Linked DNA regions of Homo sapiens: all the other regions are linked to region 3. A link is a loop called in an ENCODE intact Hi-C map of the cell type or tissue named here. Cell type or tissue: PC-3. All regions are shown on one strand. Links, peaks and the distances in the headings refer to the core of each region. The heading gives the core; the rest is flanking DNA.

Region 1 (11,099 bases), core at 1,845-9,844, 690 kb after region 3:
CTCAAATAATTCTGTGATGGGTGAGGCTGAATCTGGCTGTGTCTCCCTTCTTCTCTTTGCTGGTATTCTCTCTTCAGGGACCCAGGGAAGGCCACAGATGCTCTCTGGAAGTACAATAGCTATTTTCCTGGTCTGCATCTGAGGTGAGTGCTTCAGCAGCCATTCATGACAGCTTTATCGTAGTTTTTAGACTTGAAATTTTGAAATTATTCATCTCAGAGGTCAGCCCTTCACACTACGACCCGGGCAAGCTTGGCTCATTGCAGCAGAGAGCAGACACTGTGAAGAGGAGAGTGAAGACTAGGGGGAAATAATGCACTTTACTTGGCCAATCTGCTCAGAAAGGGAAGATATTTCTGTCTTTTTCCCTTCCAAGCACCATCAGTAGTAGGTTATATATGTGCTGGATACAGTGGATTATTAACTGTAGGCCTCCCTCCCTGCTTGCCACCTATTTTGTATGGGACTTCAAGTCCATAGCCTGTGCTCTGGTTTCTGTGGCTTTCCCTTTGTGCCTCCTCCATACACCCCTTCCTGGTGCCAGTCAGACAGAGTCCTGTAGTAAACTCTGGGATGTGCCCTCAGGTTCTCCTTTGGAACCGAGGGACTTATTCCCTGAGCTGCTAGGAATGCTGCCATCAAATGGCCTTCCTCTGTCAGCCCTCTCTGGAAATTGCACTTGGCTAGAGAGAGTCACCTAGCCCGAGGTCAGACCTGCTTCCCGATCAGCCTCTGGTCCAATGACTGGTCAGTAAAAGGACATAAAGGCCCAGTCCTTTATGTTGTCCCAAACTGAGACAACTCTGCAGAACCATCTCAGCTTTGGAGATCCCCATGGAGTTGGCTGAGGTCATTGTTGAGGCTGCATCATGACCCAAGTTCTCTGTCTGCCCAGTGCTGCTTTCTTCCCTGCCCTGTGCTGATCCTGAGAACACTTCCTAATAACTGTCCTGCATGCTACTCTCTAGCTTAAAGTCTGCATCCCTGGGGAGCCCCCATGAGACAAGCCTTATAAGGTGACATGTGCCCAATACAGGGAACAGGCATTAGGATGGACAAGAATATACAGTTAAGACTTCTCTCTCAGATCTGCTAAATAACACTGGTGATTTGGGGAGCTGTGGAGAAAAGCCTCTGTTTCCCAACTGTCTCGTTAGGAATGATAGTAAGAACTACCTTTGTAAAGGGCTTATTCTGGGCCAGGTACCCCACTAAGCACTTTACAGGCATCATCTCATTAATCTTAACCACCATCCTGCTGATTAGAGGGTTAGAGCATTTTATTGATGTGGCCACCATTAGTACACATAAATGTTAGTAAACCAGGTCGGTCAATGGTAGAGTGGGACTGGATCCCACTCAGTGCACCCACTCAGAGACACTATCCCTGACTCTTCTTGCAGGTAGACACGGAAGGATCAGAGGGACTCAGGGCATTGCCCTCAGGGGAGTTCTTGGTGCTCAATGCCTGCATACCTCACTTATGCCATGAAGGTATTCCTTAAAGGAAATGATAAAAATATCACTTTGGTAAGTACTGTTTTGACTGTGCAAATGATGATCTAAAGGAATTTTATTGTAAATATAATTACCATAGCTGCCATTTATTGAGTGTCTGCTACCTACTAGTCAGAGGACTATATAAACATCTGATAAGCATGATGTGTTAATTCTTTCAACAGATCACCATCAAAGTTAGCATTAGCATCTCATTTTATATAGGATGGACTGAGGCTCAGAGAGGTTAGATTAAGTCGCCCAAGCCAGGTGACCAACTGTGCAGTTTTCCCAGGACTGAGAGGGTTTCTGCAATGTGGGCTTCCAATACTATAACTGAGAAACTTCTGTGTAAACTGAGACCAATTAGTCATCCTAATTGCAGCTAAAAGTAAACAAACAAATAAAGCAAAACAACATCACAGCAATACAATCTTTTCATAAAGTGACTAATGTTAATTCCAAATTGTTTCATTCTCTGACTGTTCAACCTGCATATATAATGTACAGCTTCAAGGGCTATTAATAGTCTAAATGTAAAAAATACAACAGGAAAAATAAAATCAACAATAATCTCTGAGTCAATTTTACCATTTCCTGTGAATTAAACCTTATCCCTGTAGAGTGTCAGGGTCCCAGGAAGAGGACTCCTGCAATACAGCTCTCTCTGCATTTTCTTTCATTAGCATAATAGAGGCCAAAGGTAACTTACCTCATCTGAAATTTGACCTCCAAATGTCACCCATGTTCCTAGAAAATAATAAATATTTGCATATTATTCATCATCATTTTTCTAATATTGTGCGTAATAAGGGAAATTCTTACTTTGGGACTACCTCAATAGGTTGTATGGGTAGTTCACAAAGGTACCTGGATGAGGGGCACATGTGGGCTGTGGTCTAGTTGGTCTAGTCTGTCTTCTTCTCACTAAGTATTCCAGAAGGGGTCTGTATCCCTCTGGAGAAAGGGCTGCTGTTTCTTTACTGAAAGCCACTGTACATACTATTGGAAGCCCTGTCCTAGAAGATGCTTTCCCTTCTGCTATTGGACCATGGATGCTAGTGTACAAGATCCATTCTTGCTCCCACTGAGCTAAGAAGCCACATGTTCTGAAAGTGAAGGTAAGACCTTGGGTTATGGTTATAGTTCTCCCCTTCTTTGCCTCCAAATAGTGGCTGTATTTTTTATTCATTATTACTTTTCAAAAGAAACCCTCTTAGAGGTCTTTCCAGTGCCCACTTACAAGACTCAGGAGGTGACACTTATGTGCCTTCTCTGTCATAACCTGCCATTCCAGAATGGAAATCTCCACTGGTTTGGGTGAGAGTGGAGACAGCAGCAGGAGTAAGGTTTGGGAAGGCAAGGGGAGAGATGCACACTCAGCAGCCAAAGACGTTTGAAACTTTGTAAAGTAGAAGGGAAGCTGAAGTGGAGTGGGCACTTGCTATGCTGGTCTCCAGGCACCTCATTTATTCATTCCATCCTTTATGGATAGATCCTCCTAAAAGGAGGATTTATTCCCTTCCTTTCCCTTCCTAAAGGAGGGAATGAATTCTTTTGATTCCTAATTACATGCCACATAAAAGCATTGCACTCACGTGTAAGGGACAGTGAGATGATTGGCCCAGTTCCTGTCTCGCAGGAGCTCACGGTTTATAAGACCATTTGACAAATGCTATGACTGAGGTGAACATAAGGCAGATAAAAGGGAGTGCTCTATTTAGATTGGAGGGTGGTGGCATTCTAGGAAGACTTCCTAGAAGAGGTGACAGCTAGGTCGAGTCTCACAGGGGTTAACTGAACGAAGAAGAAAGGGACAGACATTCTAGGGAGAGGCAAGAGCACCGGCCAGGAAAGGAGGTGGGAAACTCCAGAGAGTGCTGATGAGCAGGGGCCTACACCATCAGGCCGTGAGATGAAATGTGGGAGCACCAGGGAGGGACGGCAGGAGTGAGAGCAGTAGAGCCTGGGCACAAGTGATATTTGGGAGGCATACAAAGAAATGTGGTCGAAAATGCATATTTTGCATTTTGTAATAACAGTCCTAGCTACCATTTATGGAAGAACACTTTCCAAATGCCAGACAGTATACTAAGAAGCTTACCAGATCACTTTATGCTTACTTCCAGATGAGGAATCGAAAATTAACCAACTCGATAAGTGGAATACCCAGGATTCCCCAAACGGACTGGCTTCAAGAAGGGTATCCTTTTTACCACACCACACTGCCTTATTAGACCATTTCCAAATTAATTATGGCACTTAGAGTTCATATTCCATAGGAATACATTCATATAATTGTACCTTTTCTCTTACTTCTCAGGGACTAAAATAAAAGTAGGGTATAAATTGTTTTACTTTTATACTCTACGTATCCAGAGGTTGCAGATGGGCAGCCCACAGGGCGCCTTGTTTTGCTTGACTAGAATGCTGTTGATCCACTTGGTATTTTAATAAATTTTGAATAAGTTGCCAACATTTAAACAATTAGAAGATTTTTCTTGAAATGTTTTGATTTCCAGCTGCCTTTGACAGCAAAGAGCTGATGTCCTCACCAGGTAGACAGCCCCTAAATCAGAGGACTGTGCCCTCTCAGTTAATTAAAGCCTCCACATCTTCCTGTTGTATTCCCAGCACTGAAATCAAAGAGTAGTAGCTTTTTACCACCATGTGTTTACTGATATTTTTCTTAGTGTAAAAAGAAGAGGAAAATGAACTTGTGCATCTCCTAAAAAACAATTATTATAAGAAAAAAATAGGAGCATAACTTTTTTTTGGGGGGGGGTGGGTGGATGGGAAGTGTATCCAGACAAAGAATGTTTGCAAAGAAAAATTACATCTTAAGGCACCATTGAAAAAAAAATCAGCTTTGACTGCTACACAGAAAAGATGGGTGTTGGAAAATTTAATGGACTGAAGAAATGGCAGCATTTGTTTTTGAATGAGAATAAAATAAGTGAGTTGCTGTGAAATACAGTTCTTTATTAAGCGAAAAAATTGCCTGGGTATCAAAACCTTTTTACAGACAACACAGTTTATAAAAGAGTCTCTTTTGAATGCTGCAGAAATTATGTGTCCAGAGCCTCAACAGGCATTTGTAAATGTTAGTCTAATGAGCAACTTTGTAGCTTGGTATGTTAAAAATAAGATTGAGAACTTTCAGGACAAGTTAATTTATGGGTGGCATTTTCTCTTGCAGCAAATGAGAACACAGATATAGAGAATAGCACACTGTTAACTATATTTATTTGTGGTGTGGTGAGAATTTTGAAGGGGTCAAGGAACTTCAGAAACAGGAGCCCATGAAAGGCAAAACATCAGGAAATGGCTGACTCTGTGTTATGAAAAAGGTCTCAGACCATTTGGATGTAGAATGCATTGGTCAAAGTCACCAAGTGTTATAGATGGAGCTCTCAGGATGTGTGGAGTTAATGTCAGGCCGGTCAAGTAACAGCCCATAGGTGGCACTATTTTGTAGGTACACTATCCCCAAGTCCATTAATTTCCTCATTCATCAGAAATTGCTTTGGGCACAAAGCTAAAATGGGAGAAGCCATGGATTCAGTAATTAATACCACTAATTGGCTATTCTTCTATGTCTCTGAGCAAAATCAGGTCAACATTTGCTTAATGAATTTGCTGGCTTACTTGCACTGTGGTGCAGAAGAGATTTTTTTAACTGTTAATGTCATCACAGGGGATAGCCCTATCTCTGCTTAGCAGTGAAGATTAGCCCAAAGTCCTGAGCTTTTTGCTGACTCTACAACTTATCTATATTTTTTGACTATTTTTCTATAGGTACAGTCACAAGTATTGCACAAATGTTTCATTTGTGAGCTTCTCTCCGTCCAGATAAAGGTAACTTTTTGGGAAATTCATTTGTAAAGGAATAATTTCATCTACTTTCCTACATTGAGATCAGTTTCCAGAAATGAAGATACCATAAAATTTATTCTCTAAAACTATGCCATTGAAAACCAAATTCTAAAAATGTTCTCAGACTTCAAACTTTATGAAAATGAAATAACATTATTTAGCTTACCTTTCTTATTTTTTGATAGCACCTATGTTGGGCTATGATTAGACATTATCAAACTGTAATGCAAAAACGGTACTGAAGTCTATTTGAAGTCTAAGTAGAGCAATGCTGAAAGCCAGGATTGTACACACATTTTGGAAGAGGTGATTCTAGATATAAGAACCATTTACAGTAGTAATTCCATCCATGTTAGGAAGAGCCTATGTTTAGGCTCGACTCCAAAATTAATCTGAAAAAAACCAACCACCCTCCTGGCATAAGTGTTTAAGGCTGCATTCTGTACATCACAGTGAAAAATACAGGGCCTGAAACATGTTTTGGTACAGAAAAAAAGATGTGAGGTTTCTGATTCCAAGTCAAAGCAGTAATGAATTATGAAATAAAAATATAGCAATAATTGTTTTCCTTTTTCAATGTTTTTAAAATTTAATATAAAATAGCATATGAATATTATATATATTTACATTATTACATACCTATTCCATAATTTAATAAGAATAAAGTGTTTGCTTCCATTTCTTGGAGTTTGTCATTCTTATATTCAGCTTATTTTGTTCATGATGACTACCTCCCTGGCCCTTCGACACTTGCTACTCATTTGTTTTCTACCTACTTGTTTATAGAGTTTATATCTTTTACTAGAGAGTAAGCTGTCTGAGGGCTACACTTTTATTTCATTCGTCTTTGCATCTCCACAGCCCTAGAATAGAAGTGGGTTCTTAGTACATGGTCAGTAAGTGTTGGTTAAATTGAATTACATTGCCTTGTTGACTGTTATTAATCTTTAAAATTTTGGGATAATTTCCTACCAAACAAACATCTTTATTATGACTTATAGAAAAATGAATATTTCCTACCAAACAAACATCTTTATTATGACTTATAGAAAAATGAATAATGCTTATCAATAATCTTTAGTTCTTCTAGTCTCTAGATGATTGAAATGTTTCTCCCTATCCCTGGGTACCCACCCAGCTATGCCCCTTTGTGGAAAAAGGCCAAGGGAAAGTCTTTCTCCTTGGCTGAAATGCCTCCAGCAAGCAGATGGGTAAGTGGCCCAGTGTAGGTGGGGTCCACTTTCTACTCCTGAGGAGGAGTTGCCTCTCACAGACAGGACACATCCCCTCCTGCTGGAGAGGAACGGGGCAACAGCCTTCTAGACAGAAGAACTCTGTTTCTATGATTTTATTTTCCACTGTGCTCCACTCCAGAAGAACTAAGGTGACTTGTTAGTTAATATGATTCTCAAAAACCCTCTGTGACAGTTTTCTTAACCATTTTTCTCCCTCTAATGAGAACATGCTTTCCTGAGACCTAGAATGGCATACAATTATTTCACTGTGTAATCTCAAATTAGTGGGATGTTATTTACAAGATGATTTTACTAAACTGACAATTGTTATTTCTAACCTTTTAAAAGAAGGGAGAGTATAAAGATAACTCTTTGAACTATTTTGTGTCTTCTGATTAAACCCCTTTATGGACCAAGGAATATTTGCTTTGAAAACCTGTGTTAGGTTCCTTGGAGTAAATCTACCATAGCACAGAAAAATGATGGATGAAAGGTAAAAAGAAGAAAACTGCCCACCACACACATCTATCTTGGTTACCTCATTATCGTTTGGTGATTATCAGGGTAATTACTTCTTGCGTACTCATTCAAAAAACATGTTTACCATTTAAATGACTGCCTTGCTTGGAGTATAAAGGATATTTAGACATTTAGATGAGATCATTTTAATATCTTACATCACCATAGTGCAATTATCAAAACCAGGGAATTAACATGGGTACAGTACTAATACAATAGATCTTTTTGGAATTTCATTGTCTTTTTTTCTCTTCCAGGATCTTAAGCAGCATCCAACATTGCATTTAATTGTATGTTTTCTTAATCCACTCCAATATGTGACACTTCCTCAGTCTTTCCCTGTCTTTCATGATGTAGACACTTTTAAAAGTACTCATCAAGTATTCTGTAGAATGTCCCTTAATTTGGGTCTAAATCATCTTAAGGTTATAAAATTCTATAGTGCAGGTTGGTCTCCCTATGGTTTGAATATATTATTATAGCTATCAAGAAGAGAATATGTAAATGCAATTATAATATTAATATTTATTATGCCACAGTTAACATTTCCTCACTTTTTCATTCAACAAGTATTTATTGAGTCTACCGTGTGCCAGGTGTTGTACTTAGTTTATTGGGATGCAACAGTGAACAAAACTGGTAATTATTTCTCCCATCGTGAAACAGATATATGGGTAAAGAAAAAGGAATAACAAAAATAAGTTAAATATATAGTGTTTATAAATGTTAATTTTACAAATAAATAAAATGTAAAATAAAATACATAATGTTGACTGATGAATGTTAGAGAATCAATTTTATAAAGCAGGGATAGAGTATATGAAATGTCTAGGAATCAGTATTGAAATTTTAGATAGGGTGGCCAGATAAGATTCACTAAGAAAGGAGCTTTCAAGAAAAGACCTAAAGAAAGTGAAGGGGCTCACCAGGCGCTTATCTGGAGGGAGAGTGTTCCAGTTGCAGGGAGCAGTGAGGTAGGGGCTTGCTCAACATGAGCAAGGACAAGGAGGAAGCCAGTGTGGCCAGAGAAGAGAAGGTGAGGTTCATGGGGGCCAGATCATGTCATGTCAATCATAGGAAGGACCTAGGAAAGGCTAGTGAATAATTTTGAATACAGAAGTGACACAATCTGACTTTCTTTTAAAAGGAACACTCTGCTATTGTGCTAAGGATAGACTGCAGAGGCGAGGCTGAAACATGGGGGACCAGTTAGGAGGCTGTTCCCATAATCCAGGTGAGACATGACAGTGGTTTGGTCCAAGGTGGTGGTAGTGAGGATGGCGAGGAGTGGTTGAATTTTGGATAAATTTTGAAGGGGAAGCAATAGTATTTACTGGTGTAAAAGGATGTGTAGGGTGTGAGAGAAGGTGAAACCTCTAGGAGAACACCAAGGTCAGAGTATGGGGAGAATGGAGAGCCAATTCAACACATTTCAATATAGATTTAATGATTTTAAGTTTGGTAAACAGAGCACATGTGAACTGCAGCTTAATATAGTCAAGACTGACCAAATGTAGTCATAATTGAGAGACATTTCATCTATTTTGAGGTGTTAATCTGTTACGTCACTAAAGAATTTAAGATAAGAGGTTCAAACCCTAGGTCACATTGAAATTAAGCAATACACCAGGTAAAATTAACATGTTCAATGTCTCAGTTGTATAGTATAACCCCCAAAGAGGAGTGGAACTGGAGGTGGGAGCATCCCTCTAAATTGCGTATCCAGCAAGAAATAGGTGTAAGCCCAAAACTAGAGTTGATGTGGAGGAGGGAGCCCTAAGCTGTTGGCCACCACCTGAGATCCTTAAGCTCCAGGTCATTACCCTGGTGAGCATGTTCTCCTTTGAGCTATGGGCTGAGCCTTCCACTGAAAATCTAAACCTTCCCCATGCCTTTATGTCCAAATTCTACTTATTTTTCAGGACCCAGAACTCCAGCTTCAGAGTCCAGTGCTGCTAAGCCATAGTTTCTTAGCACTTCCCCTGGTGAGTTAAAGTATGTCTTGCTACATCATTAGAATTTTTTAGGTTCTCTTGCATTAACTCTGTGACTCTGAGAAACCTCCAATCTCTTGATTTCTTGTTTCCTTATGCACAAAATTAGGAACCTTGAGCTTCCTTCATCTCTATTATTTCATGATTCTATGGTTTCTTTGAAAGGAGAAGAAGTCATTCCATTTACTCTTCTCCTACCATTTTGAACTAACTGCTATTACCATATTGACCACACTATATTGTAACCGCATAGTTTATTTTTGGCTGTGACTTCCTCATTAGACTGCAACTATCCTGAGATCAGGGACTAAGTTTAAGTTTAATTTAAATTTTAAATTTTAGCCATTGCACTGGAGCCTGGCACAGGGTAAGTGAGTAATAATTGCTTGTTCAATCAGTAAGCATTCTCACCCTTACTAAGAAAGTGTCTCTAACCAGAGAGCATTTGTGGAACGTTGGTTGTTTTCCTCACTATCTTCAACAAGAGGTTTTTAACCACAACTGCGCATTTGAATATCCTGGGGGGATATAAATGGTATTGCTGACCTGATTCCTCACCACACCCCAGTGAAATCAGAATTTCTGGGAGTGGAATCCTGGCATCAGTATTTTTAAAAGATCCTCAGATAACTCTAATTGCAGTCAGGGTTGAGAACCACAGTTTATATTCTTCTCATACCGGTAGCATCTCATCCTTTTCCTTTGTGCTTTGTTTTGGTTTTTGTTTCAGAGACAGAGTCTCGCTCTGTCACCCAGGCCTGAGTGCAGTGGCACAATCTGGGCTCACTGCAACTTCCGCCTCCCAGGTTCAAGCAATTCTCCTGCTTTAGCCTCCTGAGTAGCTGGGATTACAGGCGCGTGCCACCGTGCCCGGCCAATTTTTGTATTTTTATTAGAGACAAGGTTTCACCATGTTGGCCATGTTGGTCTTGAACTACTGACCCTGTGATCCGCCCACCGCAGCCTCCCAAAGTGGTGGTATTACAGGCGTGAGCCACAGCATCCAGCCCATCCTTTTCTTTACACCCTGACTTGCCTTTCTTCTTCTTTTACTCAATTGCTGCCATCTCTATTTTCCAGAGGTTAAATGACATGCCCAAAGTTTAAATAACTAGTAAGTGGTGGAGTAAAAGCTGGGATTTAAATCCAGCAGACATGCTCCTGCACCCTGGCAATCACGGGATGGTGTAGAGAGGGCACTGTTATTTCAATAAGAGAGGGAAGCTACATAGTTACCTTAACCTTCTTTATTTCATGCAGAATCAAAACAAAACAAACAGAACCAAATTCTTAGAAATCTGGCCTGAGGGGAAGGCCCATGATGGCGCTGGGATGTAAAGACAGGTAATGGAGGTGAGGAATTGGCTTCTTGCCCTTGGCACTCTCTACCAATTGAAGGGCATGGAATGAAGATACCCTCTTGCTGGTGAGGCCTAGAATAAAAGGCTAAGTAAGTAAGGGGACATCAGGAGGCCTGGGCTGGAGTTCTGACTCCACCACTCACTAGCAAGATGGGATGGTAATGGTAATAATCATAACTAGTTCACAGGATTTTTGGGAGAATGCAGTGAAATTTCCTAAGTGCTTACCAGCCTCCATCATAGCTCAAGCATTAATTCTCCCAATCTCAGATCAATAGGTCTTACTCTTCAGGGTGCATTAGAATCCCCCAGGACCCCCACACAGATTCTTATTCTGCAGATATGAGCTGCAGCTGGGGCATCTGTATGTTTATCAAGCATCCCATGTGATTTGGAGGCAAAACAATGCTCTGAGCAACCCTACTGTGGCCACTAAGATAAACTACATGAAGACCTATGTCTGGGTGCTTGGACGTGTTCTTTTTCAAATGACGCACACAAAGCATTCTTCCTTGTTCTGGCTCGCATCTGTCAGTATTTTCCACAGAGCCTGGCCCTTATTTTTGGATCCAAGCTGCAGCCTGGTCTTTCATTTTTGGCTTCTAGCCTGTTGCTAA
Region 2 (11,099 bases), core at 1,372-9,371, 1.1 Mb after region 3:
AAGAAAAAGCAGGGTTTGCAATCCTAGTCTCTGATAAAACAGAATTTAAACCAGCAAAGATTAAAAAAGACCAAGAAGGGCATTACATAATGGTAAAGGGATCAATGCAACAAGAAGGGTTAACTATACTAAATATATATGCACCCAATACAGGAACACCTAGATTTATAAAGCAAGTTCTTAGAGACCTACAAAGAGACTTAGTCTCCCACACAATAATAGTGGGAGACTTTAACATCCCATTGTTAATATTAGATCAAGAAGACAGAAAATCAACAAGTATATTCAGGACTTGAACTCAGCTCTGGACCAAGCAGACCTAAAGGACATCTACCGAACTCTTTACCTCAAATCAACAGAATATACATTCTTCTCACCACCACATAGCACTTATTCTAAAATCAACCATATAATTGGAAGTAAAACACTCCTCAGCAAATGCAAAAGAATGGAAATCATAACAAACAGTCTGTCAGACCACAGTGCCATCAAATTAAAACTCAAGATTAGGAAACTCACTCAAAACTGCACAACTACATGGAAACTGAACAACCTGCTCCTGAATGACCACTGGGTAAATAATAAAATTAAGGTAGAAATAAATACATTATTTGAAACCAGTGAGAACAAAGACACAACGTACCAGAATCTCTGGGACACAGCTAAACCAGTGTTTAGCGGGAAATTTATAGCACTAAATGCCCACAGGAGAAAGCAGGAAAGACCTAAAATCAACACCCTAACATCACAATTAAAAGAACTAGAGAAGCAGGAGCAAACAAATTCAAAATGTAGCAGAAGACAACTAATAACTAAGACCAGAGCAGAACTGGAGGAGATAAGAGAAATGAAAAACCCTTCAAAAAATCAATGAATCCAGGAGCTGATTTTTTGAAAAGATTAACAAAATAGATAGACTGCTAGCCAGACTAATAAAGAAGAAAAGAGAGAAGAATCAAATAGACACAATAAAAAAGGATAAAGGGGAGATCACCACTAATCCCACAGAAATACAAACTACCGTCAGAGAATACTATAAACACCTCTACACAAATAAACTAGAAAACCTAGAAGAAATGGATAAATTCCTGGGCACATACACCCTCCCAAGACTAAACCAAGAAGAAGTCGAATCCCTGAATAAACCAATAACAAGTTCTGAAATTGAGGCAGTAATTAATAGCCTACCAACCAAAAAAATCGCGGGACCAGACAGATTCACAGCCTATTTCTACCAGAGGTACAAAGAGGCGCTGGTACCATTCCTTCCGAAACTATTCCAAACAATAGAGAAAGAGAGACTCCTCCCTAACTCATTTTATGAGGCCAGCATCTCCTGATACCAAAACCTGGCAGAGGCACAACAAAAAAAGAAAATTTCAGGCCAATATCCCTGATGAACATCGATGCAAAAATCCTCCAAAAAATACCAGCAAACCAAATCCAGCTGCACATTAAAAAGCTTATCCACCATGATCAATCGGCTTCATCCCTGGGATGTAAGGTGGGTTCAACACACGCAAATCAATAAATGTAATCCATCACATAAACAGAACCAATGACGAAAACCACATGATTATCTCAACAGAGGCAGAAAAGGCCTTCGATAAAATTCAAAGCCCTTTCATGCTAAAAACTCTCAATAAACTACATACTGATGGAACATATCTCAAAATAATAAGAGCTATTTATGGAAAACCTACAATCAATATCATACTGAATGGGCAAAAGCTGGAAGCATTCCCTTTGAAAACTAGCACAAGACAAGGATGCTCTGTCTCACCACTCCTATTCAACATAGTATTGGAAGTTCTGGCCAGGGCAATCAGGCAAGAGAAAGAAATAAAGGGTATTCAAATAGGAAGAGAGGAAGTGAAGTTGTCTCTGTTTGCAGATGACATGATCATATATTTAGAAAACTCCATCATCTCAGCCCAAAATCTCCTTAAGCTGATAAGCAACTTCAGCAAAGTCTCAGGATACAAAATCAATGTGCAAAAATTAAAGCATTCCTATACACCAATAATAGACAAACAGCCAAACAGCCAAATCATGAGTGAATTCCCATTCACAGTTGCTACAAAGAGAATAAAATACCTAGGAATCCAACTTACAAGGGATGTGAAGGATCTCTTCAAGGAGAACTACAAACCACTGCTCAAGGAAATAAAGGAGGACACAAACAAATGGAAGAACATTCCATGCTCATAAATAGGAAGAATCAATATCATGAAAATGGCCATACTGCCCAAAGTAATTTGTAGATTCAATGCTATCCTCATCAAGCTACCATTGACTTTCTTCACAGAATTAGAAAAAAACTACTTTAAATTTCATATGGAAACAAAAAAGAGCCCATATAGCCAAGACAATCCTAAGCCAAAAGAACAAAGCTGGAGGCATCACACTACCTGACTTCAAACTATATTACAAGCCTACAATAACCAAAACAGCATGGTACTGGTACCAAAACAGATATATAAACCAATGTAACAGAACAGAGGCCTCAGATATAATGCCACACATCTACAACCATCTGATCTTCGACAAACCTGACAAAAACAAGCAATGGGGAAACCACTGTCTATTTAATAAATGGTGTTTGGAAAACTGGCTAGCCATATGCAGAAAACTGAAACTGGACCTCTTCCTTACACCTTATACAAAAATTAACTCAAGATGGATTAAAGACCTAAACATATGACCTAAAACCATAAAAACCCTAGAAGAAAATCTAGGCAATACCATTCAGGACATAGGCACGGGCAAAGACTTCATGACTAAGACACCAAAAGCAATGGAAACAAAAGCCAAAATTGACTAATGGGATCTAATTAAACTAAAGAGCTTCTGCACAGCAAAAGAAATTATCATCAGAGTGAACAGGCAACCTACAGAATGGGAGAAAGTTTTTGCCATCTGACAAAGGTCTAACATCCAGAATCTACAAGGAACTTAAACAAATGTACAAGAAAAAAATAGCCCCATCAAAAAGTGGGTGAAGGATATGAACAGACACTTCTCAAAAGAAGACATTTATGCAGCCCGCAAACATATGAAAAAAAGCTCATCATCACTGGTCACTAGAGAAACGCAAATCAAAACCACAATGAGATACCATCTCATGCCAGTTAGAATGGTGATCATTAAAAAGTCACGAAACAACAGATGCTGGAGAGGATGTGGAAAAATAGGAATGCCTTTACACTGTTGGTGGGAGTGTAAATTAGTTCAACCATTGCAGAAGACAGTGTGGCAATTCCTCAAGGATGTAGAACCAGTAATACCATTTGGCCCAGCAATCTCATTGCTGAGCATATACCCAAAGGATTATAAATCATTCCACTACAAAGACACATGCACACGTATGTTTATTGCAGCACTGTTCACAATAGCAAAGACTTAGAACCAACCCAAATGCTCATCAATGATAGACCAGATAAAGAAAATGTGGCACATTTACACCATAGAATACTATGCAGCCATAAAAAAGGATGAGTTCATGTCCTTTCCAGGGACATGGATGAAGCTGGAAGCCATCATTCTCAGCAAACTAACACAAGAACAGAAAACCAAACATGGCACGATCTCATTCATAAATGGGAGTTGAACAATGAGAACACATGGACACATGGAGTGGAACTCCAGGGCCCATTGGGGATTGAACGGATAGGTAAGGGATAGCATTATAGAAATACCTAATGTAGATGATGGGTTGATGGGTGCAGCAAACCACCATGGCACGTGTATACCTATGTAACAAACCTGCACGTTCTGCACATGTATCCCAGAACTTAAAGTATAAAAAGAGAAAATACAAGCAAATTTAAAACTATTTGCTGATAATTATGTCATTAACATCCTTGAAGTCAGTGAAATTTTTCTTTTACAATCATTTTGGATTGGTCACTTATCAACAGAAATAAACATCAGAATAAAATTATAACAAATAATCAATTTATTATTTCATTTAATATTCTCCATTTTCTTTTCTTTTCTTTTTTTTTTTTTTTTTTTTTGAGATGGAGTCTTCAATTGTCACCCAGGCTGGAGTGCAGTGGCGCGATCTCAGCTCACTGCAAGCTCCACCTCCCAGGTTCACGCCATTCTCCTGCCTCAGCCTCCCGAGTAGCTGGGACTACAGGCGCGTGCCACCATGCCTGGCTAATTTTTTGTATTTTTAGTAGAGATGGGGTTTTACCATGTTGGCCAGGCTGGTCTTGAACCCCTGACCTCATGATCCGCCCACCTTGGCCTCCCGAAGTGTTGGGATTACAGGCGTGAGCCACCGCACTTGGCCCATTTTCTCTTTTTATGTATGTAATCTTAAGTACAGGTATTAGGCAGGAATGACTGAATTTTTTTTTTTTTTTTTTTTTTTTGAGAGGAAGTCTCACTCTGTCACCCAGGCTGGAGTGCAGTGGCGCGATTTTGGCTTGCTACAGCCTCTGCTTCCTGGGTTCAAGCAATTCTCCCACCTCAACCTCCCAACTAGCAGGGACTACAGGCGCCTGCCACCACACTCAGCTAATTTTTGTATTTTTAGTAGAGACAGGCTTTCGCCATGTTGGCCAGGGTGGCCTCAACTCCTGACCTCAAGACATCTGCCCACCTCAGCCTTCCAAAGTGCTGGGATTACAGGCGTGAGCCACTGCGCCCGGTGAGGAATGACTGAATTTTAACAAATGTTATTCTGAGCTGGCAGGAAAAAGTGTTGAAAACTTTGAAATGGGCAAATAAGATTACTGGGTGTCTTGTCCAGTGGTGCATCTTGCAACCAGACAACTCTGTAAACATAGGTCACTGCCAGCAATGCAAATGACTCCTGTTCACAGACTGCAAATGAATTTTGCCAGGGAGAAGTGCAAAATGACATCCATTTTTTTCCAAGAAGCCAGTTTTGCATTTATTAAGCAAATTCATTTCAGCATTCCTCATTGCCAATATATGGGTCTGATCTTTGAATTCTCCTGGATTGTTTGTACATATTACTGGTTCCCATTAATTAACGAATTAAATAAAATTCATTTACATTTTTCATTTTACACTTGTATTAGAATCATAATTTTATCATAATCATAATCATAATTCTCCTCAAAACTGTCTTTTCAACAGATCCAAGACACCTACACCACCCCCTTCATAAGGGGGAATTTTGAATTTCCCTTCAAAAAAAACAGATTAATTAGAAAATCATCCTTCAGAGAACATCACCAAAAAAAAATCACATGATCCTCCACCACCACCACTATTAAATTGTTTCTTTTTTGTTTTTAATGTACTAATTTAATTATAAATAAATTAGCCCATAAAGTTTAAACAATGTATAAGTATATAAAGCAGAGTGATGACGCCTCCCTAAACACTTTGGTATCACTTCCCAAAAGTAACCAATGTTAAAGATTAAAATGAACATTACATATATAGGTAAAAACTATAAGTAAGGAATCACAGGAAGGTAATATGGAGGTAAAATTAAAACTTTGGCATTGAGGTGGGAGTCTAGTTGTTACATTTGAAGTCAGAAAACAAAAATTCTATTCACCTTTTATGGCCTCCTTACGTGTACCCATGTGTTCCTTAGAAGTGCCTGTGGCCTCCTTATTCATACCTGTGTGCTCCTTGTACATACTCGTGGGCTCCTTATATGTATCTGTGTGGTTCTCATAAGAACCTATGTGCTCCTTATGCGTACCTGTGTAAAAACACACCTGCAGGAGGAGCTACACTCAGCCTCTTCAGGGCCATCTCCCATGCACCTTCTCTGGTATGCTTCACTCCTTGAGCATTTACCGTTACTCGTTTACCATTTTGCTCTTGTAACTTAATTCTTATCCTTTACTAATCTCCAAAGCCCAGGTGGAGACCCTCTATCTTAGTGCTCAGGCTTGGCCCCCTTCTAGAATATGACTTCTTTCTTTGCCTTCCAGAAAAGGGGATAAAGCAAATATTCATACCTGAAACCAGGCAAGAAAATGAAAAGCAGACCTGCTGGCAACTAGGCCATAATATTTCCAATTGCATATAAACCACAATCACAGAATAGAAACAATGTCTAAACAAGTCCATTCCAAGCCCGTATTTGGAATGAGACACAGATAAGGCCACTCTGAAATCACAAAAATAGTAAAACAGCCCCCTCTTCTGTCTAACATGAGTGACTGCTTCTCCTTTACCTCACCAAGGAAAACCACTGTCGTCCTTCTATCTTATAGATAAAAATCATTACGATATTCAGTCACAAAATTGCTCCTGCTTCCTGAAACATCCAATTCAGAATTGCTCCCCACCTCCTCAATCCTCCCTTGAATCATCCAGCACACACTCACATACTATGACAAGCTTCTTCCAACTCCTCATCATTTATTTAAGGTGCTTTCAGTCTTGCAACAGCAAGAAAAATAAGTATAATTTCTTCGTACTACAATAAATGTGTTCCTGATGGTCCTTCATTGGTGGGCTTTAATGTATAAATACTTATTTACTTTAAGGGAATATTAAATTTGATTCTGGTCTTCTAGTAATGCTTAAAAATGCTTCCCTCTGCATGTTCTGTGTCCTTCCATGTCTAATAAAGAGTCATATTGCAATGCACTTTCATATGCATTTTCTCACTTTAATTTAGCATCAAACATCTAAAGCAGGTAAAATTAATGTTTTTGTGCTCAACATTCTTTAAGGTTGAGATTTGCCTGAGTTCATTCAGAAAGTTGTGAGCAACGCCATGTAGAGTTCTGAATTCTCTACCCCTGAGAACAATCTAACACAGGGAAAGTGATCAATGAAAAGGCCAAAAGTTTACATTTATCTCCTCAAAAAATACACTGAGTGATGCAGGAGCTCCCAGAGGGGCAGCTCGATTGGAATGCACATGGGTTCAGGAATAGTGGCCACTGACACCTGAGCAACGGGCAGTTCCACATTAAGTGGAAGGCTAGTCAAATAACTTACTCCTTTTTCTTTCTCCTAGGTTCATACATACATCATCTCATTTTTAATGAGATGATGAATGAGATGTATGTACATTTAATGAGATGTATGTATGAACCTAGGAGAAAGTGTAATCCCAGCTCTTTGGGAGGCCGAGGCAGGAGGATCAGTTGAGCCCAGGAGTTCAAGACTATAGAGAAAATCAGAACTCATGACAGAACAAGTTCCAACAATGCTATTAATTAATTTAATTGCTTCTCCAAGAAGACGAGGGATCAGACATCTCCAATCCCTGACTCCTTTAACACTCCATCAGTCCCCCTCTTTAGCTAGCACCACACCAGGATTCACCTTATTCCCAGCCCTTAACCCTCCAACCTCCACATCCCTCCCCCAATTTCACAAATGGAATAAAGCTCATGAGGCTTCAGAATAGCACAACGGCCCCTAGAAACTAATTAACCTAACAACCTGCAGCTACACTACCCCATGTATGAGACCAGAAACTTTGTGAGATGTAAAGTCAACAGACACCCCAGTTGGTCATTCAGACTTCCTCCAAAACATTGCTAAGCTCACTGCCTAAGAATAAGCTTTCAGATTCCAGCTTCAGACACAAGCTGCATCCAAAGCTGTCTCCTTCGCCCAAGATATCCGAGGCACTGGCATGGCACTGGGGTTCGCCTTTCTAGTAAATCCCCCCCGGGGAGGTCTCAAGTGGCCTTTTTTACACTGCTTTCCATTTAATAACAGTTTCAATCATCAGAGTTTTTTTTGTTTTGTTTTGCTTTGTTTTTGAGACGGAGTGTCGCTCTGTCACCCAGGCTGGAGTGCAGTGGCACAATCTCGGCTCACTGCAAGCTCCGCCTTCCGGGTTCATGCCATTCTCTTGCCTCAGCCTCCCTAGCAGCTGGGACTACAGGCGCCCGCCACCACGCCCGGCTAATTTTTTGTATTTTTAGTAGAGACGGGATTTCACCATGTTAGCCAGGATGGTCTCGATCTCCTGACCTCGTGATCCACCCGCCTCAGCCTCCCAAAGTGCTGGGATTACAGGCGTGAGCCACCACGCTCGGCTCCCCAGAGATGTTTTAATAGCAGTTAACATGCGAAGGAAAAGGTCTTAATCCTTGATAGCAGAAGATTCCATGTCTCCTATGCAAATGTCACCATCATTATCCCAGCAAATTTTGAACACCTTGTTCCAAAGGATATGTATTAGAACCTAAGTCTCACTAGCTGCAAAGCCCTTACTTTTTCCACTCGCTGGCATAAAACCAATGAAAATTTGAAATACTTCAAAAAAAGACCACTGCTAGAGACTATACCCGCATTGACCAAGAACTATCAAATGACACGTTCACGCTCTCCTGCCATGACCTGCACCTTAAATAGCATGAAGACATTTATACAATTGCAAATACAAGGGAGGGTTTCAATTCTTTTAATATATAATATGGAAAGGAAATTGCTTTTCAGTGCATACACATTAACAGAATATCTTCAAGCATATTTCTATTTAGATTGTTATTTGCAAACATTGGAAATAACACATTCTATGAGCTGTCACCAGATGGATCAAACATTTGCACAACTCTCAGCTGAACATCCTAATGGAGCCTTAAAGTCACTATAATATTTGTGTGCACATTTGTGAGGATGTATGTTTGAGCCTAATTTAAAACCCAAGCATTTGATTTCCTCTAAAGAGAAGGGTTTTTGCTTTATAAAAAGCTTTCTGGACATCAAGCGTAAACACACAGCTGGGCATAGTGGCTCATGCCTGTAATCCCAGGTTTTTGGGAGGCCGAGGCAGGAGGATCAGTTGAGCCCAGGAGTTCAAGATCAGCCTGGGAAACATAGGGAGATCCCATCTCTACAAAAAAAATTTTAAAAATTAGCCAGGCATGGTGGCGTGCACCTGTGGTCCCAGCAACTCCAGAGGCTGAGGTGGGAGAATTGCTTCAGCCCCCAAGTTTGAGGCTGCAGTGAGCCATGATTGTGCCACAGCACTCCAGTCTGGGTGAGACAGCGAGACCCTGTCTCAAAAAAAAAAAAAAAAAAAAAAAGCATAAACACATTTTTTTTTTTTTGAGATAGAGTCTTGCTCTGTCACCCAGGCACCATCTCGGCTCACTGAAACCTCCACCTCCCGGGTTCAAGAGATTCTTGGCCTCAGCCTCCCAAGTAGCGGGGACTACAGGCACACGCCACCATGCCTGGCTAATTTTTGCATTTTTAGTAGAGTCGGGGTTTCACCATGTTGGCCAGGCTTGTCTCGAACTCTTGACCTCGTGATCTGCCCACCTCAGCCTCTCAAAGTGCTAGGATTACATGCGTAAGCCATTGCGCCTGGCCCATAAACATATTTTTTAAAGAAAAGTCAGTCTTTCATTTCCAGAACTGGCGGTGATGAGGGGACAGAATATGTTAACTCATGCCATTTCAGTTTTGTCTCAGAGGCATTTACTCTGGTGGTTTTATGTAGAGTCTGTGTCTCACCTCCCTAACTGAACTGCCAGCTTCTGAATACTAGAACTGAGCTTTCTACTTCCTTTATTTTCCTCTTAGGTGGCCATAAGCAAAGGCCAACATTTAATGAGCACCTACAGTAGCTCACTTAATTTTTTTTCAGCAACTGCAAGCACAAACGTTCCTATTACTTTCAGTAAACTCGAGCTCAGAAATTTGAGACACCCATGATCCCAAGGCTAGAAAATGCAGTTGATGCTTAAGATTTCAGGTGAATCTAAGATCCACCCACTATACTATAGTATATTATTACCCAGAGACACATTTGTGGTCTTCCTATTTTGTTGTTTTCAGTGTGCTGATCATCTCCACTCAAAATCCTCCTGCACATAACTGCTGGATGACCTACACCACCAGGTATGCTATACCATATCTATGCTATGCCTCATTCTATGCCTTACCCCAGCGTGGTGTGAAAAGCAGGTGCTATTTACTGAAACCTAATGGTTCATAAGGCACCCATACTTCTTCCTTCTGTTTCCAAGAACATCAACTCCCTGTGTAACAATTTGAAAAGCCACCTAACAAATTGACCAGACTGGCAACTAATTTCCAGCATTTGTTTATCTGATAGAACCATGATCAGAGCAGTCCAAAGAAAAAATACAAACACAAGATCTCATCACAAAAGGAAGAGGCCAACCTAACAACTACCTGGTGGGAATTAGAGCCACGTGTCTTACACATATGCTCAGCAAATACTTACAGAATTAACAAATGACCCAAAACTAAGGGACAAACCTTGCTCTGTTAAGCATTGTGAAATACTTCAGACACTCCTGAACTAGAAGCATTAACATAAAGCAAAAGATATTGGAAAAAAAGATGTATACAATACGCTATTTCCATTTTTTTCACAAAATCCCAGCACTGCAGGTGTGACGTCTCTTTGGCTGGGGAGGTGAGCACAGGAGACTTAACAGATGTTGCTTTGCAGCCAAGTTGGAAGAGCTGAGCGGTTGTTCTTGGCTTCAGGGGACTGAAGCTGCAGTGGTTTGTAACAAATTGGCTGATTTTTTCTGCTTTAAAGGCTGAACTAATAAAAAGTCTTTGAAAATCCAAATGGTGAGGGAAAATGAAAAGTCCAATAAATCCAGTCTGCTGGGAGGCCCTCTGCTGAGAAGACTGCCGAGGCTTCCATTCCCATCCTTTGTGTGTGTTTTCTCTAAATATTACAGTTGCTGTAAAACTTTCATATGGTAAAGGCCAGAAGGGGCTTCTCAGACTCTGCAAATGAAAGGCGGTAAAACTCTTTAGTGACCCAGATTTCAGCTTATCATTAACGCACCTCCTCGAAGGTGCTTCACACACTTGGCTAGATCTGCACAAAGTCAATTCATGTAAAAACAGGCAGAAAATGAAGAAAGAGAACAAAGGGGCCTTGTAAAATCCAACCACCATCTGCCTCTTCAAATCCAGCAGCACTAGGGTGGCTCATTTGCAGGAGTTTTCCCTCTGGCTTTCCAGAAACACACTTTTTAGGCAAAGGTGGTGTAGGTCATCCAACAGTTTCATTCAGGAGGATTTTGAGTGGAGATGATTAACACACTGAAAACAACAAAATAGGAAGACCACAAATATGTCCCTGGGTAACAGGAAACTGCAACTACTAGATTAGTGTTTGGCATTGGAGAGCT
Region 3 (11,099 bases), core at 1,982-9,981:
TTTCATAATGCTTACCACTAACTGAAATTTACTTTATCATTTAATCTCTTCCTCATTAGAATGTAAGCTCGTAAGGGAGGGGCAGCTCTGTAGTTTATTCATTATTGTATGTCCCTCACCTAATCCTATGAGTGTCTGGCCCATATTAGGGTATGTAATAAATATTACTTGAGGAATGAATGAATTTAACATACTACCAATTCTCTGAGTGACTCTTTTTAAAGCCTTCATCATCATTCACACTTTCTTGTCTTTCATATGGGCATGTCCAATCACCCTTCCATGAATATCTGTACCTGTTACAAAGAGAGGACTAGGTTCCTGGAGTTCATAGATGTAAACAACATCCTAGGGGTAGCAAACTGGTGGGCCCTGAGCCAAATCCTGGCCTGCACATGTATTTTGTTTGAGTTGTACAATGTTTGTTATAAATGAACTGGCTGATAATATTTTTTAATTGGAAATGTTTACATTAAAAACCTAGACTTCTAGCTGCTCTTAAAAAATAAAAATACGGCTGGGCACTGTGGCTTATGCCTGTAATCCTAACACTTTGGGAGGCTGAGGTGGGCGGATCACTTGAGGTCAGGAGTTCCAAACTAGCCTGGTCAACATGGCGAAACCTCATCTCTACTAAAAATACCAAAAAATTAGCCAGGCATGGTGGCGGGTGCCTATAATCCCAGCTACTCAGGAGGCTGAGGCAGGAGAATTGCTTGAACCCAGGAGGTGGAGGTTGCAGTAAGCCGAGATCGTGCCACTGCACTCCAGTCTGGGTGACAGAGCAAGACTGTTGAAAAAAAAAAAAAAAGCCGGGCGTGGTGGCACATGCCTGTAATCCCAGCTACTCGGGAGGCTGAGTCAGGAGAATCACTTGAACCCAGGAGGCGGAGGTTGCATAGAGCCAAGATCGTGCCATTGCACTTCAACTTGGGCTACAGAGCGAGACTTAAAACAACAACAACAACAACAACAAAAAAAACATGAGATCCACAATACTCCAGGCCACAGTTAACTAGCATCCAGTAGCCATCCGGGTGAGGCTGCATGCTGCAGTGCGTGACGATTCCCTCCACCCCCTGTTAATTGTGTAACACTGAAGCCAGGTGCAGGTGTCAGTTGGCAGGTATCAGTGTGCTGATGCTATTTTCTTGAATTCTGCCCTTTTGCTCATTGATGTTACTTACTTGGCTCTTGACACCTGATATCTCACGGAATATTCCAAGACAATGTGAATCACCAAATCTGTGAATGTGGCATTGTTTGACTAGGCTCCTGGGTCAGTTAAATCAGATTGTTTTCTGTGCCCCAAATCAGTAGTGAACCACCATATAGCTAAACCTTTTCAAACGAATTTCTCACTTCAGTGACTTTTACACTGCTAGAGCACTTAACAGAGCACATGACACATCATATCTTTGTACAGAGGGCCCGGCACATAAATCTCACTGTGAGGCTCAGTTTTCCACCCTAAATTACAAAATTTAATTTCTTGCCCAAAATGATTTTCTGCCCCAGATGTGTTATTTTCATGGACCTTTCAAACCAAATTTTAGTCATTTAACAAAAATTAATACAACATAGACCAACAATGAACAAATAAAGCCACATTTAAATTGATTAGCCGGGCTCTCAGCCCCTAGCTGACTTCTTTTACACACGCAATTGAAATCAAGAGTCTCAGATAAACTTCCAACTTATTTGAAAACAGTCAAATTGCAAATGTCAAGCATCTACTTGCATATAATCTGATGAGGACTATAATGATAGGTTTCTACCTAGAGAAATAAGGGTAGGTGAAGTCTCAATGCTTAGATACGTGGCACATACCTGCATGTAATTAATATTCAGTTGGAGGCAAAGACAATGTTTTAAAAAGCCAAATGACATCCAGAATAATCCTCAGTATATTTTAGAGCCAAGCAACAGTACAATGAGTGCCAAGTTTAAAGAAGAAAGATGGACCACTGTGGCCTAGAAGGCCCTGGAAAATTTTTAGAGGACAGGGAATGTGGGCTGCACTTTGGATGGGAGAAGGTTTTAAAGGACAAAGAGGAAGCCTGGCATAGTGGTGCACCTGTAGACCCAACTACTTGGGAGGCTGATACAGGAGGATCGCTTGAGCCCGGGAGTTCAAGACTGTAGTATGCTATGATTGTTCCACTGCATTCCAACCTGGGCAACAGCAGCAAGACCCTGTTTCAGGGTAAAAGAAAAAAAGAAAGACAAAGAGGAAGAGGCCCAAGAGATGGTGTTCAATGCTGACATCCTCTATTAGCTGTGCAATCTTACACATCTTACTTAACCACTCTAAGCTTCCATGTTCCCTTCTGTAATGAGTTAGTAATTAAGCCTAGTGTATTCAGATATGAAGGTTAAAGGAAATAATGTATATAATACACTTAACACAGTGTTAGGTGTGTAAATGTCCAATAAACGTTATCATTATTAGCATCTTCAGACACTTGAGGATGCCAGACTATGGCGTCTTGTAGACCAGAGCGCCATTGTTTTAAAAGTGGGTGACTGTAATTCCTAGGGTTTCCTAGGGCTGCTGTCACAAATTACCACAAACTTGGTAGCTTAAAACAACAAATAATTACTCCTTCACATTTCTGGAATCTAGAAGTCTGAAATCCAGATGACAGCAGGGCCATGCTTTCTCTAAGTCCACCCTTGTTTCTTTGTAGTTTCTGGTGGTTCCCGGCAATCCTTGGTTTTCTTTGGCCTGTAGCTGCATCACTTGTCTCTGCCTCCATCTTCACATGGCCTTTTTCTCTGTATGTGTATGTCTTCTAAGGATACCAGGGCCTGCCCTAACCCAGTATGTCCTCATCTTAACAAAGTACATCTGCAAAGACCCTATTTCCAAATAAGATTACATTCTGAGGTTCTAGGTGGACATCAATTTTGGGGAGACACTAGTCAACCCTTTTCAGTGACATAAGAAAAATAATAAAGAACCTGAAGTGGACTTTTAAAGAAATTTTCATTTTGAAATAATTTCAGATTTACAAAAAAGTTGCAAAAATTGTGTGAAGAAATTTTATATATCCTTCACCCAGATTCACCAAATGTTAACATTTCACCACACTTGCTTTTTCACTTTTTGTGGTGTCTTTTCTGCTCTGCTCGAGAGTAAGTTGCAGTCATTGTTTCTTTACCTGTAAGTACTTCAGTATATATTACTTAAAAACAAGGACGTTATCTTACATATCCACAATATAATTACCAAAGTCAGAGAATTTAACATATTGACCAATACTGTAATCTATCGACCAGACATTGCCAATATTGCAAATATTGATCTATTGATCAAATATTGCCAATTTTCCTACTAGTGCCCTATTTTCTGGTCCAGAATCCAACCTAGAATCATACATTGTCTTTAGTCGTAATCTTTTTAGTCTCTTTTCATTGTAATTGTTCCTCAGTCTGTCTTTGCTTTCATAACCTTGACATTTTTAAAGAGTGAAAACCAAACTTGCCCAATCCACGGCCCATGGGTCGCATGCAGCCCAGGATGGCTTTGAATGTGGCCCAACACAAATTCGCAAACTTTCTTAAAACATGATACTTTTTTGCGATTTTTCTTTTCTTTTCTTTTTTTTGCTCATCAGCTATTGTTAGTATTAGTGTATTTTATGTGTGGCCCAAGACAATCCTTCCAATGTGGCCCAGGGAAGCCAGAAGATTGGACACCCCTGTTGTAAACTGATGGTTCTGTCGAATATTTTTTAATTTGAGTTTGCCCTATTTTTTTTTTTTTGTGATTAGATTTGGGTTCTGTGTTTTTGGCAGGAGAAATACAACAGAAGCCAGGTTGTGTCCTCAGTGCCTCATTAGGAGGCACAGTGTTAATTTGCCCCAGTAACCAATGGTGTTAACTATGATCATTGGTTAAGGTGCTGTCTGCCAGTGTTCTCTATTAAAAAGTTACTATTTTACACTTTGTAATTAACAAGTAGCTTTTGGGGGAGATACTTTAGATCATATAAATATTGTTTCTTTTGTTTTTTATTTATTTTTTTGAGACAGAGTCTTGCTCCATCTCCCAGGCTGGAGTGCAGTGGCATGATCTGGGCTCACTGCAACCTCTACCTCCTGGGTTCAAGTGATTCTCCTGCCTCAGCCTCCCAAGTAGCTGGGATTACACACGCCTGCCACCACACCCAGCTTTTTTTTTTTTTTTTTTTTTGTATTTTTAGTGGAGATGGGATTTCGCCATGTTGGCCAGGCTGGCCTCAAACTCCTGAACTCAGGTGATCCACCCACCTTGGCCTCCCAGAGTGCTGGGATTATAGGCGGGAGCCACTGCACTCAGCCTAGATAATATCAATAGTGCTTCTTAATTAACTTCTGCCTACTAATTCTAGCATCCATTGATGATTTTTACCTGAAATAACTATTGAAAATGATTTTTAAATTTCAGCATTCGCTCGACATTTATTAGTTGGAATGCCACTGTAAGAAAGAGCTTTCTTTTCTCCTTCATTTATTCATTTGTTTATATGTTTCAGTATGGACTCATTCTATGAAGTTATAATCCATTACTATCATTATTTCGTTACTCAAATTCCGATGTGGCCAATGGAAACCCCTTTAAGATAGTTCCTGTGTCCTTTATTATTTATTTATTTATTTAGATGGAGTCTTGCTCTGTCACCAGGCTGGAGTGCAGTGGCGCGATCTTGGCTCACTGCAACCTCCACCTCCTGGGTTCAAGTGATTCTCCTGCCTCGGCCTCCCGAGTAGCTGGGACTACAGGTGCGCACCACCACGCCCAGCTAATTTTTGTATTTTTAGTAGAGACGGGGTTTCACCATGTTGGCCAGGATGGTCTCAATATCTTGATCTCGTGATTTGCCCGCCCTGGACTCCCAAAGTGCTGGGATTACAGGCATGAGCCACCACACTCGGCCTCCTGTGACCTTTAAGATGAATATTTTAAAGACTTTTTCCCACATGTGTACCTTTCCAGAAGGTTCACACCATTTGTGCTTTCTCTAGACCTGTATAACCAGAAGCTCTTGGGAACATGAGTTCTTGAGAATATCAGCACTGGCGTCAGAGGGGATGAAATAACTTTCAAAGATCAGGATAACTACCTTGCCAATGTATAGGGCTTCTCATGGCTGCAGTTTCCAGAACAACTTTTCTTTTGGTCCAGGACGATCTTCCCCATTGCTGTGGTTTGGATATGGTTTGTTTGGCCCTGCCAAGTCTCATGTTAACATTTGATACCCAACATGTTGGTGGCAGGGCCTGGTGGAAGGTGTTTGGGCCATGGGGTGGATCCCTCATGGCTTGGTGCCATGCTCAAGGTAGTAAGTGAGTTCTCGCTCTATTAGTTCCTGTGAGAGCTACTTGTTAAAAAGAGACTGGCACCTCCTCCTGTCTTCTTGCTTTTGCTCTTGCCATGTGATCTCTGTACACACTGATTCCCCTTTGCCTTCTGCCATGAGTGGAAGATTCCTGAGGCCCTCATCAGAAGCAGATGATGGGTACCATGCTTCTTGTATAGCCTGAAGAACCGTGAACCAAATAAACCTCTTTTTCTTTATAAATTACCTAGCTTTGGGGCCGGGTGTGGTGGCTCACGCCTGTAATCACAGCACTCTGGGAGGCCAAGGCGGGCCATTCACGAAGTTAGGAGATGGAGACCATCCTGGCTAACACAGGGAAACCCCGTCTCTACTAAAAATACAAAAAAATTAGCTGGGCGTGGTGGCAGGCGCCTGTAGTCCCAGCTAGTCGAGAGGCTGAGGCAGGAGAATGGTGTGAACCCAGGAGGCGGAGCTTGCAGTGAGCTGAGATCGCGCCACTGCACTCCAGCTTGGGTGACAGAGCAAGACTCCGTCTCAAAAATAAAATAAAATAAAAATTACCCAGCTTCATGTATTCCTTTATAGTTACACAAACGGACAAAGACACCCATGCACGATCGGTTTCCATAGTCCTACAATCTGTGGTTCCTTGAACGCCTTTCAGTTTGCATAGTCAGTAATAAGAACCTACGCCACTAGAGGTCACTCTTTGGCTGTCTGTGATACAAGATCTTGCTCTAAGTTTTACTTCAGCTGACTGGCAAGCCTTATTCTGAACACAATAAAGGCTTGTCTGTTTACAAAGGAACACTAATGTCTTTAGCTACATCCATTTAAGCCTCATTTAGGCCTTTAATCCAGACTTGAACCTTTGGCAATAACTCTAAAGGTACATACCTTTGCTAGATTCTGCTGGCAGAAGAATAGATAGCAACCCTTATTTATATAAGCACTATGTGCCAGATGCCATTCTGCTTCACATATATTAACTCATTTGACCTCTTTCTAAAACCGTGTGGTGGGAGAGGAACCCATGAGTTGGTGATTTCACCCAGCTAGTAAGTGATTGAGCCAGGATTTAGTTTGTTGCAGAGTCTGTATACTTAACCACTCTACCAAGCCCGGGCTGACTGGTCTCATTACAAAGCATCCACATAATGAGGTTTGAACTCATCAAAAGTCTTTTAGAGCTCAGCAGTAGACGCTGCTTGCCACGTGTGTGCTACTGGGAAATTGTCCAGCAGAGTCATGCACATACCCACACCTGCACCCAGCCCGTTGCTTGTGGTTGCAAGCTGTCCAGGTCCAGAGATCAACTCCAGTAACCCTGTGGCTCCACCTGCCACCCCATTCAGTGTGGTGCTCAGAGAACCTGAGGGTGTCAGCTTTTCCTTGCTTTGCTATTGCTTCCTAGAAGCAGTGTCAGCTTGCTTTGGAAGCTGCTTCAAATTAAGCCCCAAGGTAGCTGATAAAGTTTGAGGTCTTTCCTCCTTGGCCGAGGTGGTGAAAGAGGCATGGGTTCTGGAGTTCAACTGGCCTGCATTAGAAGTCTAGTCCTCCTACTCAGTGGCCATGTGGCCTTGGACAGAATTGCTTAACCTCTCTGAGCCTGAGTTTCTTCATCTGTGGGTTGACAATGATAAACATTTCCCTTGTGTGATTGTTGTGAGATTCAGTAATGTATGTAAAGAGACATTAGCACAGAGTAGGAGGTACTTGATACATCTTGCTATTATCTCTTCCTTAAAGGCATAGCCCAATTCCTAGCAAGCAGAAAGGCTGACCCTGGTATCTTGTCCTAGGTGGATCTCTTGTTTTTCCTAAACATTAGTGCCCCTTATGGCCTGTGTTATTCCTTGAGCAATTAAAACACATCACTCTATGCTGGCAAGTGTCATTTATCGTGTTTGGCCTGATTCGCCAACTAGACTCCAATCAGAGCCAGGACTGTTTGTTATACTTCATTGTATCCTTAGTCTTAATCAGGGACCCAAAACGGTAGGTGCTCTCAATGACTGTCGATGACAATTATTAACTGAAGTCAGTTAACAAGTATTTATGGAGTATTTACTATGTGTCAGGCAGTGGGCCAGATTCCAAGAATACTGAGGTAAAAGAAACCCAGCCCCTCACTCAGGGAGCTCCTGCTGTGGCTAAAAGCTTTGCCAAGACATGAAAAGTTAATGTACTTTTCTGAGCATCTAATTCCCAGGGAATGACTTTGTTGAAGTAATCTGGCTCACTGTGTCTCAAACAGAAGGCAAAAGCCAAGTATGCAACCAGGAAGCTTTTTACACTGGGGAGTACATAGCATTGCATTTAGTACCCAAGGACGCTGGGGCCATTCAGGACCCCACAGGCTGTTCTTACCTCCTGCTCCTGAAGAGCAGCCCAACAGCTCTCATTCCCATCAAGATAACAGCCTGCAAGTGTGGGGGACAGCTTGCTGCTCTCCTCACCATGAGAGGTCAGTGCAAGACCTTGGACAAACCCGGTCAGTGATGGATTCCCCTTGTGAGTCATTCTAGCAATACATTATCGGAATGATTTGTTCTGGGATGGAGTGGATGAAAAGGAGAGAATGATTTGGAAAAAATGAAACCATCTTTTGAATTCATGAGTGCCACAAGTCATGAGTTCAACCAATGTTTGACTAACAAGTATTTTTAGCACAAAGATATTATATCTTTGAGGCAATTTGAGGGTTTCAGAAAACAAGTGCTGTCTGGAAACCCAAATAATAATTGAAGAAATACTACGCAATAGCCAAAAGCTTTACTCTCTCATTTGCAAAAGCAAAATGACATTTTTTTCCCCAGAAAAAAGGAAGGCTTTCAGAAGTTAAAAGAAATGCAGTTTACTGACTAAACGCCCCTCTGCAACAGAATAAAGAACCTTCCCTCTTATCTGGGTTCGGAACTGGCAAGCAACCTCCATGTGGGCACTTCATAAATATTCATTGATGATGAAAATGTCGACAGTGCAAAGGAACCATTTTGTCATTTCAAGAACCCTTTTGAAATGCTAGTGATTGAAGAAGGATCTTGACTATCCTTTGCAAATCTCGAACAAGAAAGGCCCAGTTCAGCTGTTCACATGGAATGAAACAGAACAAGGACACCGGATTAATCTCTCCTGGAGTCTTGGGTTGTGACTGTACTTATAAAGAGCAGAGCAAACTGAAGCAGTGGGTAGGATTTTTAAATAACCACTCCCCAGACATACAAGCAACTGACATTCAGCAACTCCACTCTGTGGGCAAAAACCACCTTGTTTCACTTTGCATTGGATATGAAGGCTGTGCATATAAACAGAAATAGTTAAAGCATAAGCAGGGTGTGGCAGTCCGTGTTTGTCACCCTAGACCATCCCTATCATGCTGCATCAGTTGAGCTGAGGGACATTCAGAGAGAACATGGTGAAACCAATGCACTGCTTTGTTGCCTGGTCAAGGTCTGCTTGTTTTGGCCTGGGTACACCTGGCCTTGGCCCATGGAATCTTGATAAACAGAAAGGAATGCACCTCAGTAATCATTGCCTGTACAGCCTGTGTTGGTGAAGCCAGATTATGGCTGAATTGGGCCAGTATGGCTTGGAGACCTTCCATCAGAGGCCTGGGCTATATCTGGCCCTACAGAGACCTCTTTCTGGATTCTAAGAGACACTTTCCATTTGCCAGTGGTTGACACAGGCCAGGGTAGGGGTGGGACAGCCACTACTTGGTTGTGGCTCTGGGCTATCTTAGGCCTGGAACAGAACAGCCCTATTTCTCCACACTAGGCCCCTACATCCCACCCTCCACCCCCACACCACTGCCACCACCAAGGAGTAGCCTCAAACCTTTCTCTGCACTAGAGGGGGCTGTCAGAGTAATGCTTCTGTCACCTCTGTGCTGTTTCTCATGACACACAAATACACACACACACACACACACACACGCCATGAACCACTCTGCTGAGTTTGGCGCTGGTCTTCACCTGGGACTCCAGGACTTTGGGTGAGCTCTGAGGTTTACACCATGTTATAAGGGGCAGGAAGGCACCAAAGCCCATATCATGGACTGAAAGGCCCCAGGCAGCATAATGGCACCAGGAAAACCACCGCACTTAGCCACAGCCCTCCGACAGCCTCCTATCAACACCTCTTATTCTCATGCTCCCCTCACCTCCTGCCACTCACCTTATCAAAGTTTGCCCTTTCGTCCATTCTTCAGACATTGACTGAGCACTTATATATGCAAGGCAGACCTTTGCTGAGAGAGGTGGGCTGGAGCTGTCTCCTCACAAATGAAAAAAGCCAGGGAAAGAAAGGAGCATTAATTGAGTCCTTGCTTTGTGCCAGAAGCTTTAGATTCATGTCTCACTTAATCCTGCCTTCATACCTAAGAGGAAGGCCTCATTATTCTCCTAAGTACCAGAATGGTGTGGAGGTGACACTCAGGGACACTGCTGCCTGACTGCGTCACTTCAAAGTCCAGCTGTTGTGACCCTGGGCAGAGGATTGGACCTATGTGCCCACTGCACCAGCAAAATGGGAATTGGGCTATTGTGAGCATTAAAGAAGTTAACTTATGTATAAAAAGCATTTAGAATAGCTAGAGGGAAATGTTAACCATTCTTATTGTAGTATTAGCTATTATATGTCAGAGATGAGAAGACAGAGGCTTATTGCTCATGTATAAAGATTGGATTCCACTGTGCTCCACAGCAAGTGCTCCCCCAAACTCCATGCTGCTTCTCTCACATTGTAAACTTTCCAGGGATGTTTACATTTAGCTTATGGCCAGGGCCTTAAAAGAGTTTTAAATCAGTGTATAAGAGAGAATTTGGGAGACCACTGGAGTCTTCTTTGGACCCCTGAAATTGTGTCCTCTGAGCAGAGGGTTGCCAGTGACCAGCAGTGGGCCCCAATTGTTCTGGAGAGGGCTGGTGGCATAGGGCAGTGGCCCTGGCACCTGCCCCCTCCTCTTCTCAGAACTAGGATGAGGTCCCATGATTCTGACTCTAACTTCCTCTCCACCTTTCCTTGTCCCCATCCCCATCTTAGAATCTGGGTAGTTTTTCCTGAAAATATGGCAGTTAGAATTTAAATCCAAGCCTGCCTGGCTCCAAAGCCCACGTTCTCTCTGTTCTTGGTCAGTTGCCCCACAGCTGCTCAGACATCTGTGGCAGACAGACGAATGAGGCCACAGGGACTGACACAATCATGACTTGGCCTTTGTGTGTGGTGGAAGAAGGGGGCAGGAAACTGGCACAATGGCCAATTCTGGGTGCAGGCATATCCATGTGTAACCAAGTTACCTGATCACTCAATGTATAAATGCAATCAATGGAAAGATCATATGCACTCATCTAATGTGATGCAAGGGACTCCCACCCCAAAGCAGAAAAGTGGCCAGAGGTGTCCTTGGTCAGGCAAACCATAGTTTCAAGGGTGTAACATTTTCTGGAGCTCACATCATGCCCTGACTCTCCTAAATAGCTTTGTTATCTTGGGCAAGTCTATTAACCTCTCTGAACCTCAATTTAATAATATGCAAAACAGGGCAAATAATCCTTACCTCAGAGGGTTTTCCTGATGTTTATGAGATGATGTATTAAAAAATGCCAGAGACTGGTACACAAGAGATGTTTATGAACTATGAGCTTTCCTAGACAGTGTAAGAACACAAATATGATCTCACTTAGTGTACCCCAGACATGGAAGATCTGCAAGAAGGCTTTCTGCACTCTGGCTCAGGTCCTCATTGGTAAGAAAGTGAGCCTGTGTGTC

What was found. Peaks named below come from ENCODE experiments on the same cell type or tissue, not always from the same donor. Only the 100,000 strongest peaks of a DNase experiment are listed, where the experiment ranks them.
Region 1: it touches region 3 in a loop (4-fold over the local background); 10 of 110 quality-filtered maps call a loop at or near these places.
Region 2: a loop joins it to region 3, with 13 times the contacts of the local background. A loop is called at or near these places in 14 of 110 quality-filtered maps.

Annotation. Positions count from the first base shown.
Region 1 is chr3:156,444,047-156,455,145 of GRCh38, reverse strand. KCNAB1 (potassium voltage-gated channel subfamily A regulatory beta subunit 1) reads right to left here. Exons shown (of 14, transcript NM_172160.3): 3 at 2,210-2,247. It overlaps KCNAB1-AS1 (KCNAB1 antisense RNA 1), which reads left to right and starts at 8,210. Exons shown (of 3, transcript NR_046618.2): 1 at 8,210-8,361; 2 at 9,050-9,112. LOC124906298 (a long non-coding RNA gene) reads left to right here. Exons shown (of 5, transcript XR_007096140.1): 2 at 1,404-1,530; 3 at 3,627-3,700; 4 at 4,382-4,453; 5 at 5,296-6,051. In PC-3, for the core only: CTCF peaks have their summits at 4,768, 4,972 (motif pointing right), 6,463 and 6,664; DNase peaks (open chromatin) are centred at 4,935 and 6,645; H3K27me3 peaks cover 2,269 bases.
Region 2 is chr3:155,990,787-156,001,885 of GRCh38, reverse strand. No RefSeq gene overlaps it. Among named protein-coding and RNA genes, the nearest start is that of KCNAB1, 120 kb to the left of the region's middle. In PC-3, for the core only: CTCF peaks have their summits at 5,918 and 6,118 (motif pointing left); a DNase peak (open chromatin) is centred at 6,135.
Region 3 is chr3:157,132,546-157,143,644 of GRCh38, reverse strand. It overlaps a transcript of CCNL1 not described here. Among named protein-coding and RNA genes, the nearest start is that of LINC00880, 15 kb to the right of the region's middle. RefSeq lists a silencer at 7,651-7,945. In PC-3, for the core only: CTCF peaks have their summits at 6,023 (motif pointing right) and 7,766; DNase peaks (open chromatin) are centred at 6,034, 6,564, 7,414 and 8,754; H3K4me3 peaks cover 393 bases; H3K27ac peaks cover 3,952 bases.